2 separate regions of the Mus musculus genome follow, and region 2 is linked to region 1. A link is a loop called in an ENCODE intact Hi-C map of the cell type or tissue named here. Cell type or tissue: heart. All regions are shown on one strand.

What was found. Hi-C counts contacts between places; a loop is a spot of excess contacts. Peaks named below come from ENCODE experiments on the same cell type or tissue, not always from the same donor. Only the 100,000 strongest peaks of a DNase experiment are listed, where the experiment ranks them.
Region 2: a loop joins it to region 1, with 2.1 times the contacts of the local background. A loop is called at or near these places in 4 of 42 quality-filtered maps.

The regions. Positions count from the first base shown.
Region 1 is chr6:116,104,121-116,112,120 of GRCm38, reverse strand. The region is part of intron 3 of Tmcc1 (transmembrane and coiled coil domains 1); the gene reads left to right. Among named protein-coding and RNA genes, the nearest start is that of Tmcc1, 85 kb to the left of the region's middle. In heart, a CTCF peak has its summit at 4,120; DNase peaks (open chromatin) are centred at 4,370 and 4,520; H3K4me3 peaks cover 2,280 bases; H3K27ac peaks cover 1,321 bases.
Region 2 is chr6:116,044,039-116,052,038 of GRCm38, reverse strand. All of the region lies in intron 3 of Tmcc1 (transmembrane and coiled coil domains 1), which reads left to right. Among named protein-coding and RNA genes, the nearest start is that of Plxnd1, 53 kb to the right of the region's middle. In heart, a CTCF peak has its summit at 3,935; no DNase peak of the experiment used is centred here.

The DNA.
Region 1 (8,000 bases):
CCAAATGTTTCAATGTATCTTAAATAACATGTAGAGATCAACATAAAAACTTGACCTGGTGGTGGCACACGCCTTTAATCCCAGCACTTGGGAGGCAGAGGCAGGCGGATTTCTGAATTCCAGGCCAGCCTGGTCTACAAAGTGAGTTCCAGGACAGCCAGGACAGCCAGAAACCCTGTCTCGAAGAACAAAAAACAAAAAACAAAAAAACAAAAAAAGAACTAACTTAACCTAGTAAGTGTGGCTGCTCCTTAACTTAGCTGCTATTAGGTTCTCAGGGTGTTTTTGGTTGGTTGGTTGGTTTTTGGTTTTTGTTTGGTTTGGTTTGGTTTGGTTTTTTGGGAGTTTTTTGGCTATGAACATAATTTAACTTCTTACAGCTTAATGAATTGTGCTTCTTCCAGGGCTGTTTAAAACTGACAGTTTCTTGGCCTTTTACAAATTACAGAAGTTAATTTGCTTCAGGTATCTGTTACCTATTAGGAGATTATCACAGCAAATTTGTTTTTACATAACAAAAATCAGTATCACCTCAGAGCTTGGATTGCATAAGAAACCCTACAACTGGTAGCATTATTGATGAAGATTTCTAAATATCGATTTCATCCTTTGCTTGAAAACCAGATAATGAAGAATCATATTTCTTTTGGAATAGTTTTTAGAAATTAGTTTACATATGTGTACAAATTTAAAATTAGTAAATTTTATTAGCATTTACATTCCTATTCTACAGATATTTAACAACCATTTCATACCTCTGTCTTTTCTTGTGCCCCCCGCCCCCACCCCCTGCCTTTCTCCTTTTGAGTAGGGTCTCACATAGCTCAGGCTGGTCTTGAACTTGAACTTTTGACCCTCCTAGATTCAGTCCCCCTAGTGCTGGGATCACAGACCTATGCCAGAATAAACTGTCTGTCTCATGAACTACTTTTGCTCTCATTCATTTACAAAATTCTTAGAGAAACTTGAATATTCAAACTTCCAGACTTTTTATATACCAAAGTTCATCACTGTTTATACCTCCTATCCCTGGTAGCACCATTGTCCCAGATTGAACGCTCCTAAGAGTGTTTCATCCCATTCCTAAATGTATGGCATCCAGAAGTCCTTGCTCTGAAATGATGTGTATTGCATAATAAAGTCTTACATTGAATAATTATGCTCTTACAATTTGATTGATTGATTGATAATTGGCTCTGCAGTTAGTTCTACTAGATTTTCACAAAAGGCTGGTTAAAATCTGCAGTGGAGTTGGAAGAATACAATTTGTTTCACAGAACTCTAAGACAGGACACCAAAGTGGTAAAGTACATAGCTAAAGTACGTTAGGTGTGTCCGGCTTAGATAACTCCCCTGTAACGTAGAATGTGGAAGTTCAAGTTCTCAAACTGTTCCTGAGCTTACTGGGGAGAGCAGAGTGGCCTTAAACTCACTAGGATCTATGTGCCCTGCCTCTCCAAGTTCTGGGATTAAAGCATATGCTATGCCCATCTACTTTCTTTGTTTCTTGATATATATTTACACGTGAATAGAAAAACAACTAAAGCTACATGTTGCCTTTATAAGGGTGGTGTTTAAGTGTGATTCAAAAGGAATCCGTTTTTTTTCTACAAAGTAATAAAAATCTACAAGTTTTTTTTAGCCAAACTGAGGATATACACAAAGACTATTGCCAGCTTTAGAAGTAGATTATTTGACAAGTAAGAGAAAAATATTGAGAGTTGGGGCAGAAATTTCAAAGACAAGCAGAAAACAAAATTGCTAAATGACTGATACTCATCTTCTTTACTCCTGATGGGCTATAATCTAGTTATGGAGTCTGTGTTTTTCCAGATATCTGAACCATTTGGAATGTATTTACATACTGTGATGGTCATTAACATAGTCATCACCTTTTGCTCCAGGAACTGAGTTCATCCCTTTAACTAGTTCACAAAGGGTGTGGGGCTCTAGTGATCCTATGGAGGACTCTTCTCTTTTTCCACAGAAATAGTTAAGTGTTGCCGATTTTTTTTCACAATCTACAAAAAGAAGGGCATTGTTAATTGAGTACTAGAATATGAGAGAGAGAGAGAGAGAGAGAGAGAGAGAGAGATTGAGATTGACTATAAAGCTGTGGTCTTTTGTGTCTCTCTTGATGTTATTTTGTTACCTTTGTTATAGTCTATTCATCCAAAAACAAAAACAAAAAAACAAAAAAAACAAGAACAAAACCAAAACAAACCAGAACAAAATAAGCCAGATTTGGAGATTTTTTTTTTTTCCCTAGTGGCTCAGGTAGTTAAGATTTTACTTTTTAAACTAAGGACTAGGTTTCACATTCATTCATAATGATATTTTAACATAATTAGTTGCATCAAAGCAATTAGGCTTTATTTTACTAGGCAAACAAATGAGTTTCCACAAGAAAGGCAATCAAGTTTGATCTTTTTAACCCTAAGTCTTATATTTTGGAACATTAAGCATTTACATTCCTTTCAGTTCAATTAAGATTCTTATTCTCTCCCTTTTTATTTACCCAGTGCTACCCAGTGCTGGATGCTTTAACAGTGAACTTAATCTCTAGTCTCCTCCCCTCCTCTGTTCATGATTGATACCTAATGTGTACTGTCTGTTGTCTTTTGACATTTTTTTTTTACCTGGTTCCATTTCTATTTTTGAATAGAAAGAATCTTAAAACTGTAATATGGGCTTGGTTTTAGATCACCATGTTTCCTGACACACATGTTCGTTCTCTCTCTCTCTCTCTCTCTCTCTTTCTCTCTCTCTCTCTCTCTCTCACACACACACACACACACACACACACACACACCTCTTTCCAAGCAGACTATTTTTTCCTTTTCCTTGGTGACAGGATCTCACTGTACAGTCCAAATTGACTTTAGCTCATGATCCTCTCTGTTCCATCTCCTGAGTGTGCTGGGATTAGAGGTGATGGGTCACCAAGTTCAGCTCCAGAGACTATTTCATTTTCTGTGAGAAGAAAAAGCAATTTCTGCAGAAGTTCACTCTAAGCCAACTAACTTTGCACTTTGAAATTATTTTAATCCAGTATGCCTCAACCTTGCTAATGCTGCTCTACCCCTTTAATACAATTTCTCATATTATGGTGACCCCCCAAGCATAATTTTCATTGCTACTTAATAACTGTAATTTCACTATTGTTATAAATCATGATGTAATAAATATCTGATATTCAGGATATTTGATATGTGACCCCGTGAAAGGGTCTCACAATCCCCAAAGGGGTCATGACCCACAGGTTGAGAACCACTGTTTTAATCTGTTTGTTTCAGATTCAGGTTATTTTGCATACTCTACATCATAAATATGGGCCATTTTCCACTATTAGTCATAGTTGCTCTAAGTTGTTACTTTTAAGCTTTGAAACTTATATTATTTTTTTAAGCAGGAAAACCCTTTTGTATTTATGACTTTTAAGAGGCAAGATTTATGTTTTTGGAGCCTGCCTTGGTTTAAATTTGGTGTAACTTGTCAGTGATGTCAAAGATACTATGTCTCTGTAGAATGAGATGAGAGCATCTTGCATTCTATTTGTAAGTAATTGGAAGCCAGTGCAGGGAACTGGAGTAATTAAGAATAGCCTTGCAAGAAACTTGATTTTGTTTTCAAATTAATTTTTCCACTTTTCTTGACTGAAGAATATAATAACATATAATAATTATATTGAGGTTTTAGAGAAGGTTCCTAATTTGTCTGAAAAGTCCTCTAGCACAAACTTGAAAGGGATGTTTTGAGAAGTCAGTGGGACAGTAGATGTGACTTCTGATTGTACATCTGGAGTTTACACCTACCAAAGCCACAAACCTAGTACAGGTCCTAGTCCTGCACACAGAAATAGAGAGCACTGTAGGCACTAAACCCGTGGATACCAAGTTCTGTCCTCATTTGGAAGAAGAGGCTGGCTCATTTAGAGGAAGAAGAGTGGCCAGCGATCTTTGGATCTCCCCTGAGGTTGTCACTTTCCGTTTCCCTTTATTTGAATAGATGCACTCTAAGCTGGTCTATTTGATTTGTGCGCCAGTTTTTTAAAATACTTTGTTCCAACAAGAGAGGCATTCACCTCTGGAGGCCGCCTTACCCTTTAACTTGAGCCCGGAGTTGTAGTCACCGTCCAAGTATGCTCCCTGCACCTGACATTCCTTCCCACTGGAGCCTTTCGGTGAATAAGAGGAAAGGCTCGGCCAATTATACTAGACAAAGCCGCACAGCTGCGAGTCAGCTGGGAGGAGTTTCCGTTTGGAGCTGGAGCTGGTGGCGGCTGGCGCTCCCACCTCCTTTTTCCCCCTCGCCACCATCCCCTTCTATTCTCAGGGATTACCTGGGTGGAGGCCGGGCTCTGACTCTCGAACCGGGCAGCAGATGCTGCCATACCGGCAGGTGCCACCCACCTCTAGCCTCCGCCTCAAGAGCAAAGACCGGAGGCTCAGGTGGTACCCGGCACCCTGCCTGAAGGTTGGCGGGAGGGGAAGGGGTGGTCCTTACGGCTGGACCCTCCAGCTGACACAGGAAGTGCGGGGAGAGCCTGGCACTGGGCTGGGATCCGCCCCGCCTGCCGCTCCTAGGCTGTGCTGTCTCCGCAGAACAATGAAGTGCTTCCAAGTTTGCTGAGACTCCTGGGGAATGCATCGAACTCTGTCAGCCTTCAAATGTGCCGCCAGTGACTTCCCCCAAGAAGCTGTGTTTTAATAAAAGAAGAAAAAGACACCCTTTCTGGGTAGATCGCTTTGTTAGGAGATCCTCACGACCATGGTCCAGCGCTTTAGCCTCAGGCGGCAGCTCTCCAAGGTGGGTCAGTTTTCTGGTGTGTCTTACTGGGAACTCTGGCTTCTGCAGGGTTTCCTTTTTTGATGGGACTTTTATGTCAAGCCTGCCTTTCTCTGGTGCTAAGGAAGGTCTGGGGAGGAAGCTCTGCCTTTTGTTCTTTGATCTGATGGACACAAAGCTGAAGGTTGCCTGCACTGCCAGCCCCAGGCTGTATGCCCCTAAAACTGTAGCTGTCATCTTCAAATCTGGACCAACTTGTCATATTTACCCCTGACAGTTTCAGAAGAATGTGGGTAGGTAGTAATTGTAGGTCAGATGTATATATTTAATTAGCAAAATAATAGCTTGTAAATCAACAGAAGAAAGCCTGCCTGCTCTGTGGAATCAGGACTTTCATACAAATTTCACTAAACTCAAAAAAAAAAAAAAAAAAAAAAAAAAGCACAAAACAGTTGAAGAAGCCAAAAGCCACAGGAAAATCTTAAAGGTGAGGGGTTGTGTAGAGACTTAGATACCTAGTAGAGTGTGTAGGAAGCCTTCCAGGGAAGCTGGTGGAGCAGCTCTTTAGAGAGTTCTAAAAAGTCAGTTTCACGGAACACTTTCAAATATAAAATAAAAAAGTGTAGTGCCCTTTAAGAAAAGGTAGTTTTTATCGGTGGGCTCTCGTGGGTGCGGGCCCGTATGTAGTTTTAGCTCTATCCTTAGTTAATGCAGAGGCTGTGTGGAAAGAGAAGGTAAGAGGTGAACTTTATTTCAGAAACCATTGTGTTCTTCATAGGCTTTATTTTAAAGACATGGCAGTTGGTGGCTAAATTGTGCCACAGTTCATTCCCTGTAGACAGAAGTATAAACAAACAGTCCATCTGTAGACATTCTTAACTTTTTTTGACTGATAATCAGAATTATCAACCTTGCAATGTGTTAGGATCCTGAGAGGAAATGTTAGCTGCCCACAGGTGACAGCAGTGTGACTGAAGCAGAAGGAGCTCCACACTTGCCCAGCCTCAGCTGTGTGAGCCTCATGTGTCAACCTGGCGGGGACTTTAGGAATATTGAAATGTGTCTTCCATCCTGTGTGCCTGCATGTGGAGGCACAGAAGGCCGCCATTTCTCCTAAACAATATGAAGAAGAATCCTGTGTTATTCCTTCAGTATTCTTTAGTGGTGTATTTTCAAAGATTTGGTACATGTAATAAGTAGATGCTATAGGGATTTTTGTGACACTGCTGCATAGGAAAGTCTTAACAGCTAAGGCCAAACAATAATCACTTAACTAGAATATAACTCTATTCTGGATATTTTGCTGCTGATGCTTCTCTCCAGGTTATTATTTTTAGCTTTAACTACTCCTCAGTGATTATTGTGTGTTACTGTGACGTACTTACACAGGGGCACTTAGGGGTAGGAGCACGGTCTACGTAGAATCAGGGACGGGAAGAAAGCACAGTCTACATATAATTGGTGAAGGATGGGTGCACAGTCTACTATAGAGAATCAGGGAAGGGATGGGAGTACAGTCTACATAGAATCAGGGTGAGCAGAGCAGTTCTTCCACTCACCTTAACGGTGTTTTCAGTTCTTGTTATAAATGGTTGTGAAAAAGCCTTAGGGAATGTGTGCCCTTGATTCAGTGGTATTCAGTGGTGAGCACCATTTGTAAGGCACTTTGAGCATGAGGAAGAACCTGAATAGAATGTCACTGAATTTTTCCCATGCTCACTGAGATTTAAAGACCTCACTACCTCTGCTCTACCATACAAGTAGTTTTGCTAATCAAAAAGAATCGTGTACAAGAATATAATTTTCTTAATATCTCAGTGTTTTAATAGGAATTTGTGTCAGAAAATTTGTGGAAGGAAATATTTGTAAAGGTTTGTGGTGGATTTAACCTCCATGTCTATTGATCCTGAATTCACTTGCCATGTGATTCCTGTAGACTATTCATTGTTCACCGATGGGCTAAGAAAAAAAGAAGGGAAACATAAAGGTACAGGAGGAGTAAAGCTCATCTCTCTTAGTACCTTTCATTTCTAGCATTTGGAAGGCAGACACAGGCAGATCTCTGTGAATTCAAGGGCTTCCTATTCTAGGTAGCTAGTTCTAGACCAAACAGGACTACATGATGTCAGAACAAACAAGAACTCTTTATCCCGAGAAAGTGTGTTTGCTGAGCTCCTTGAGCAGATCCCAGCTTCTTTGCTATTTCAGATCATTTTCCTCCTTGCTAGTTTCCCCCCCTGTACGTTACTAAAGAGAAATTCACTAAGGAAACTGTTCAACATCTCCTAGATGAGCCAAAATGATCTAGCACCTTCCAGTGTGGGAATTTCACTTAGTTCTCCTATTGATTCATAAGTTGATTGATGTTTCAGTGCCTTTTGATTTTACTTTTGAGTGATAACTATTTCTCAGCATTGAAAAAGTAAAAAAAAAATATAAATGAGATTTTGCTTCCAACCATATCTTTTTATGGCAATCACAGCCCTACATCCAAAGGTAGCATGTTTTTGTTTTTTAATTCTTTGTTTATGTAAACATATATAATTTTTTTAGCTTTATTACATGAAAGAAAAACAAATAAGGCAATGCTTGTTGTCAGCTTTACCTTTTAGACACACTCTGAATAGATTCCACTTAGTTCAGGTTTCATATTTTCATTCAAAGTGGTTAACCTCAGAGATGCCCTCCTTCCCTTTCTCCATTCCTGTCTACCTGGTAGTTCCTTCTGGAATTGAGATTATAGGTGTGCAACACCATGCTAAGCACTCAGAGTACTTTATGTACCTTCAATCTTGATGATTTCTCTTGCCGCCATACCAGATTTTCTTCCCATTCCATCTGAGAACTTTGTTATATGTAAGTCTTTCATATGGTGGAAACCCAGAAAATATGTGCAGTTATGCCTTGAGTTTGCCCTTAAAGGGAATACTAAGGTTTGGTGCCAAGGTCCTTCCCAGTTTTGTTGTTGATTTGCTGAGAACAATCTAGGTGTATAAAGCAACTAATGATATTTTAGTCCACAAATACCCTTTCCACATTTCATAGTGTCCTGTTTTGCTACCAGTTTGTTGTCAGCAAAAGAAACTTTGGAGTTATAGCTATTCTCTAAAAATATGGATTATTCATAATAACTTGAATTTTCAGTAAAAACTATTTTTTCTTCAGAAGTCATTTATTGAATTTTTTTTGGCTGTATGTATATAGTGGCATAC
Region 2 (8,000 bases), 60 kb after region 1:
AGACAAGCATTCAGCTTGCTTTTTCAGACATTTGAATAATTAAAATTTCTTGTCATTTTAATTGATATCAGTATGCCTTCCCTAAAATCTTCTGGTGCCTTAATGTTGGTGATTTCTTACACCTGTTAGAAAGTACAGATAACTTCATTTTAAATCTCAGAAATGGTTGTGCAACTTGGTGAGATCTCAAGTGAAGATTTATAAAAAGGACTACAGCTAGATCAGTGATAGAGCACTGGCTTAGCATGTGCAAGGTCCCAGGTTAGAGCTCCTGCACCAAATAACTGAGATTATGTCCTTTATGTTCCTGTCTGAGGGAAAAATAAGCAAATCTAGCCATTATGTTGCAAAAGAAGGGGTATAATCAAAGTAGTTAATGTTTCTAGGATCTTTAAAGCCACAGATAACCATGTTCAGATATAGAGAAAGTTGTTAAAACAGATACAAACACCAACTGCAGAAGTGTAAAGATAGTTGTTAAAGCAGGCATGGACATCAGCTGGAGATGGGTAATCACTTTATTCTGTTGTCTAGAAAAGCAACTGTGGGACTGGAAAGTGCTGGCGCACGCCTTTGATCCCAGCACTTGGGAGGCAGAGGCAGGCAGATTTCTAAGTTCGAGGACAGCCTGGTCTACAAAGTGAGTCCCAGGACAGCCAGGGCTACACAGGTTTCTGTCTCAAAAAAAAAAGAAAGAAAAGAAAAGAAAAGAAAGAAAGAGATAGATAGATGAGTAGCAGACTTAAAGAGAACGATCCCTCTTCGACAACAAATAGAAAAAGTAACATATATTGAAGATACACAGAAGTGAACTGTTCAACCCCATGTGAATGTCGTTCAAGGGTCAGTTTAGAAACTTGATGCCTGCATGCTAAGAATATTATAGGAGGAAATGTGGCTCAGTGGGAGAGTAATTGTTTAGCTGTTCTGGCTTTGAATCCTAATGCAGGTGGAGTATAGGAGCTATTGATCAACTGTCAGAACAAGTACAAATCATCCATCCGCTTCACAGTGAAGTGCTCACGCCAAAAGTCAGAGGTGCACAGGAGAGAGCAATCTGGCCAGGTGTACTTAAGCTGTTACTGCTATGAGAAAGTGTAGATGGATGGAAAGCATGATCCTGAAAAGCTATGTCTTCTATACAAGTGCTGGGAGACTACTGGTTTCCTTGTTTTTGATAGGCATGAAGTGTGAGAGAGTTAATGGCCAAATCCAGCCTCAAAGTGCTGATACTAAACTGAAAGCAAAGCACCCTGTCTCCTAAGACAGGAACTTATGCTCTTCGATGTCCTGCCTCACACAGGCAGAAAAACACAAGCCCACATGACCAACCAGCATAGCTTGAGTTTACTGCTTACTAACTATGGAACATATTCCTTTGTGGTTCTTAAATTGAGGCCAAGATTATGAGTCGCTGAGGATTATAATTTGCAAGTTTAGCCAGGCACAGTAGCCTGAATACCTGTATTTGTTAGCACTGAAGATACTGAAAAAAAGCCGAGCTACATAGTGACTTCCATGCTAGCCTGAAATCAAGTAAGATCTTGTCTTAAAAACAAACAAGCAAAAATGCAGATTTGATTTTGGAGGCAATATTCTAAAAGTCAAATATTCAACCGTAATCCCTACCACCACTGCCTCATGAATATGTAAATTAAGCCCATACTCCAATTCTGATTCAAAAGCAAAGCTGTCTCTATCTCTGACATAAAGTATTGGCAGAACTGTGAAACTTGGTCTGCAGGTGTTCAGCATCAGCTCCAACAGGCAGTGGCACAATCTGCCCTATAAAACCTTGCCCTGGAAAAGAGCTATTTTCAGAAGAGACACACTCCTAACAAAGCTGTGTATGTCAGATGAATTACAAAGACTTCCCCATTTCCATCTGTTTTGGTTTTTTTTTTTTTTCTTCATTCCAAAGGACATGATGTGTGTTGTTTAATGTGTAGAATATAAGATTTCCACCAGAACTTGGCATTGAAGATAATGATATGAGTCCAGGATTGGGGGCAGGCGGGGGGGGGGGGGGGGGGGAAGCTGACCTTACCTGACCTGCTGGCCAGGTAAGGCGGTAGGAAAAAGTTCCCTTGTTGTTTGCCATAGGCAGAGATGTAGTACTTGGTGTATTACTCTCAGTTGGCTTTTCTTGAATCATGAAGCATTTCATTCTGTAGAATACGCATTCCAGTAAGTCAAACACAGGAAGACTAGCTTCTAAAGACAGAGAAGGGGCTAACAAGATGCCTCAGAAGGTAAAGGTGTTTGCTGCTAAGCCTTCCAATTTGATTTCAAGCCTCAGAACCCACATATAAAAGAAAAGAATCAACTCCCACAAGCTGTTCTCTGATCTCCACACATGTCCCATGGTACACACATATCCACAATCTCAGAGACAGAGACAGAGACAGAGACAGACAGACAGACAGAACTTGAATAAGAAGTAGGTGGTCAGCCGGGCGTGGTGGCGCACACCTTTAATCCCAACACTCGGTAGGCAGAGGCAGGCGGATTTCTGAGTTCGAAGCCAGCCTGGTCTACAAAGTGAGCCCAGGACAGCCAGGGCTATACAGAGAAACCCTGTCTCGAAAAAACAAACAAACAAAAGAAGTAAGTGGTCTTTAATCACAGCACTCAGGAGACAGAAGCAGGCGACCCCTGACTTTGAGGACAGCCTGGTCTACAGAGTGAGTTTCAGGACAGTCAGGGCTACTCAGAGGAACCTTGTCTCAAAACAAACACATAAACAAAAACAAAATAAATAATAAATAGATGTAATTTAAAAATTAAACTTAGAACATTTAACTGTCTTTTCAGAGGACCTGAATGTGGTTCCCCGCATCCACATCAGGCAACTCAACAATCACTTGTAGTTCTAGCTCCAGAGGATCGAATGCCCTCCTCTGGATGCCACAGGCAGCTGCACTCAAAAATGTGCATACCCACACATATAGGCACATTATCTTGAAACGTAAAATATATATATGACACACTTCCCACAACAAGGCCACACCTCCTAATAGTGTCACTTCCCATGAGCCAAGCATATTCAAACCATCACAGAGGCACAGCACTTATTAGGCAGAGACGTGTGGTTATCTGTGAGTTCCAATCCAACAAGGTCTGCATAATAGGGTGAGAAACAAAAGGTGTGACATTTTTAACCTCGTCCTGTTGGGATCCAGTCTAGGAGCTAAGTCCAAAGCAGTGATCACCTGTCATTTTTATTTCATGCTATATGTCTTAGGCATAATCTAACACTCCCCTGGTGTATGTTCTTGTTGGGCTCAAGCCCCAGGACCTCTCTTGGACCAAGTAGTACTCTTAATACTTGCTGTATATATCCAGTCCCCAATTTAATATATTCAACATCTTTTCAGAACAGTCTTAGGGAAATAAACTGAGTGAAAAACTTAAGCTCTGAAAGGACACATGGGCAACCCAGAGTCACAACTGGTGAATTTGGAAAGTTCATAGTGAACTCAAACCATTGTTCTTTGCGCCATGTTCTGGAATATTGCTGTGTGCTATTGTGTCTTCCTGTCTCTGCCTTTTGCCCTTAGATGTTATGTGTGTCTGTCTATCTCTTGTCTGCCCTGCCTAGGATTTCCAAAGTCTTCCTTGTAGCCCAGGCTGGCTTCCACTTAAAAAGCAATCTTTAATATATTTGCAAATGAAAACTTGCAAAGCAGTTAAATGCTTTGTCAGGTACTATGCTTTAATTGACTTCCCTCTGTCCCTCATGAATCTTTTCACATTTTCTTTTAGTTATTTTCTGGTCAGTTAACTTCTACCAGTAGGTAATTTTAGTCTGATTTCTTAGTAGAGAGAAACAAATATATAGAGCAGTGTGACCTGTAGCTGCTGCACAGGAGCCGATTTGCAATGACAACTCAGAGCAGCAGAGAAAAATACAGCAGGTGGTTATCTGCTGCCTCCTCCTGTCTGCTGACAGCTGGCTGGGGGAGATGCTTTCCTGACATTGTTTAGAGCTTATTGTGAGGATTGTAAGGTTGTTTGACCATGGGCTAAGCCACAAAGCCAACTTTCTTTCTCTCTCTCTCTCTCTCTCTCTCTCTCTCTCTCTCTCTCTCTCTCTCTCTCTCTCTCTCTCTCTCTCTCTGGGTTTTTGAGACAGGGTTTCTCTGTGTAGCCCTGGCTGTCCTGGAACTCACTCTGTAGACTAGGCTGGCATCGAACTCTGAAATCCACCTGCCTCTGCCTCCCAAGATCTTGGACTAAAGGTATGTGCCAGCACTGCCCAGCAAAGCCAATTTTCAAAGTGTGACCTTCACTATAGAATTTTACCTTTGTTCTGGATTCTATGTAGCTTGCTTAGAAGTGAGTATGATCTGGAATCTACTAATGATGAGATCTTTAATAAGAACAGCTCACGAGCTATTTCAGTAATAGCCAGTGCCAAAAGCCTGCTCTGCCAGGAGCTACTACAGCACTTTCACACTCATGACTAATCTCATCCTTAAAACAGCCTCCTGACTGTTCCCTCTCCTTACCGTTGAGCAACTTATGGCCCTGTCAGTGCTTCAGGGCAGAGTATGTCAGTCATCTTGCTCTTTCACGTTTATGCCTTTCAAGAAATTCTAGGGCAATACCACTGCTCAGGAAGTTGAGGCAGGAGGGCTATAAGTTTGAGGCCAGCTTAGGGATACTACTATCAAAATACTTTATGTTATGTGGCTCAGTGGTTGAGTGGTTGACTCAGGGTTTCATCCTCTGTTCCCCCTTTGGTAGAGGTATTTTTTAGTATCACCTTTGAGAACTTTGCTTCACATTTGGAACTGAGTTGCCTGGAATGAGTTAGGGATCCAGTTCTGTATGTTACCTATATCCAGCGGCAAAGGAACTGCTTTTTGACTGATAGATTCATTTCTCGAGGCCAGGTATTCATGCTTGGAGTACAGACTTCCCTTTTAGAACTTGGTTCCTGCTCCATTTCTGAATTTCTCCCCTTTAAAAATTGATACCTTCCCAAATTAGGAGATATTACTGAATATTGCAGTGACTTTCAGTTTCTAATGTCAACTGGCCTGTTACAGGTGTGTTTGTCTATGTTGGAACTCTTCATAGGAAGACACACTTGCCCTGGGTAGAACAGGAATTAAAGAGAGTCTGTTTTATTTAGTTATTTTATAGAGAAATAGAATTCTAACCAAATGTGATCATTTATAAACATTTGTATAATAAAAATTATTGATTTCCTTTTAAATGGTTGAACCTTGATCCTTGTCTCTAACAGTTTTTATTTTATGTGCATGAGTGCTTTACCTTTGTGTTTGTACCACATGCATGTCCAGTGCCCTTGAAATGGCACATACTATGACATTATGTAAATGCTAGGAACTGAACTGAGGCCCGCAGCTAGTGCTCTTAACTGTTGAGCTATCTCGCCAGCCTTCTCCAACAGTGTTTTCACCAGTATGATCAATTTCTTTTTTTGTTTTTTTGTTTTGTTTGTTTGTTTGTTTCGAGACAGGGTTTCTCTGTATAGCCCTGGCTGTCCTGGATCTCACTCTGTAGACCAGGCTGGCCTCAAACTCAGAAATCCGCCTGCCTCTGCCTCCCACAAGTGCTGGGATTAAAGGCGTGTGCCACCACCGCCCGGCTGATCAATTTCTCCCTCCCCCCCCCCCCCCCCCCCCCGATCAATTTCTTTTTTGTTGTTGTTGTTGCATGAGAGAGAGGTGGGTGGGGGGGGTTAGGACAACTTTATGGGATCAGTTCACTCTTTCTACCATGTGTGTTCCAGGAATAGAAGTCCGGTTCTCAGACTTGACTACAGTATGTGTCATTACCCATTGAGCTATCTCCCTAGACCCTGATATGGCTAGTTTGATTTCACAGATTCATAAACTTGAACACAGGGAAAGCTTGGTTGAAAATTCTTCATATCTTCTGTGGAATATATGTGTTCCATATATTCTGTGGCAGATTTTGAGCTTAATTATTGGACATAGATAAGCAGAATGGTATTATGCACTTTAGTTATAAGATGTTAAATCTTGGGCTAGAGAGATGGCTCAGTGGTTTAGATCACTGACTACTCTTCCAGAGGTCCTGAGTTCTATTCCCAGCAACCACATGGTAGCTCATCATCTGTAATGGGATCTGATGCCCTTTTCTTGTATGTCTGAAGACAGTTACAATGTACTCCTTCCTATGCATAAAATAAATAAATAATTCTTTTTTTTTTTTTTTAAATGCATTCCTCCATAGTCTCTGCTTCTGCTCCTGCCTTGGCTTCCCTTGATGAGGGACTGTAACTTGTAAGCTTAGATAAACATTTAATTAAAAAAAAAAGTTTAAATCTCATTCAGAAGGAAAATCCAGCAAGTGGGAGCTTATGCAGCTAGATTTGCATACACACACATGCAAATGATTATATAGCAACAACAAAAGAAAGAAATTGCTTATTCTGATGAAAGTGGAGAAGGCTGGAGGGATGACTCAACAGTTAGAGCACTAGTTGTGGACCTGGGTTCAGTTCCTATAGAGCAAGGTGTTTTCAGAATTTTTACTGCGGCTCTTGACACCTTGTCCATCTGAGATTCTGGCTGCCTCTCCCTTCACAGTCTCTAGCCACTGTGTTCCTCAAAGGTGAATCAGTATTGTTGGAAGTAATGCAAAAGGCATTGTACTAGTCTCTGTCAAGGGTGTCTGTCTCTTGCTGTGTTGGGGATGGAAGGCAGGGCTCTTCCACTGATCTGTTTTCCTAGGCCCAACATTTAGTTACATTGAAATAAGAAGAAAAGAATACTGTTGGCTTTTTGTTCTCCCCCATCCTCCAGTATTAGTCATCACACCCAGAGCTTCATGTACTAGGCAATTACTGAAGTATAGCCCTAGCCAATATGATTGAACTACATATATTTATAAAAGCTCAGAGGTCAGTATAAATCCTGCCCAGATGATAAAATGAGGCTCTGTATATCTAAGATGAGAGAGGATACTTTGAGACAACAGGTTAACTATTGGCATTTCCTGGGTATATAAGATAATGAACATGTAGGGGTTGACCTCTGTACAGTTCTTACTGGCACATTGTCATAGGACAAACTATGGAACAGAACCAAGAAAACAGTATTATGACCTTAGTCTACAGATGGCCAAGTTGCAACCTGACCCTCACACTGGGCATTTTTTTATTGCCCTAAGAGGCTATTTTATATTACTACCCTTTCTGCTACTACTCTAAAGAGCAGTTAATAAACTCTTCCTTGGATCCTACTCTAAATGACCAAGCCACATACAGGGGCACCCTCCAGTTTCAGCTACCTGCTTTGACATTTAAGTTTAAGCTTTTGCTGGGCAGTAATGGTGCATTCCTTTAATCCCAGCACTTGGGAGGCAGAGGCAGGTGGATTTCTGAGTTCGAGGCCAGCCTGGTCTACAGAGTGAGTTCCAGAATAGCCAGGACTACACAGAGAAACTCTGTCTTGAAAAAAACAAAAAAAGTTTAAGCTTTTAAGTCTGAGCACTTGTCCTTTCTTCCAGTCCTTGTAGTGACTCTCATCCATATGAAAGAACAGTGTGTGAGCTTTGTAGTTCCTTTCCTAAAGCAAGCTTTTTATTGGATAAAACACAAAATTTGGGCCCCAAAAGATCTGACCTTCGCCTGTGATTTGTTTAATCACTTACCTTTCACTGTCCCTATCTATTCCTGCTGTCTTTCTGGGTATACCACAGTTATTTTAATTCAGTAGCATTCAGCAGCATATCCTCTGCCTGTCTTCCACTGCAACAAAATGTCCCAAGAATAGAGAATGATCTCACTACTCTGGGTTTGACTTATGCAAACAAACACTGTGATAACAATTGGGTGCTTATATCTCCGTATCAACATAGCATTCTTGCTAACCTTTTCAGGAGACCAATTTGTGAGTGTGGCTCAGGATGGCTGATTGTGTCTGAGCACTAGAATGGTTTTCATAGTATTACATTGAAAAATGACATGCTATCTTACATAGATTTGCTTCTGGGCAGAA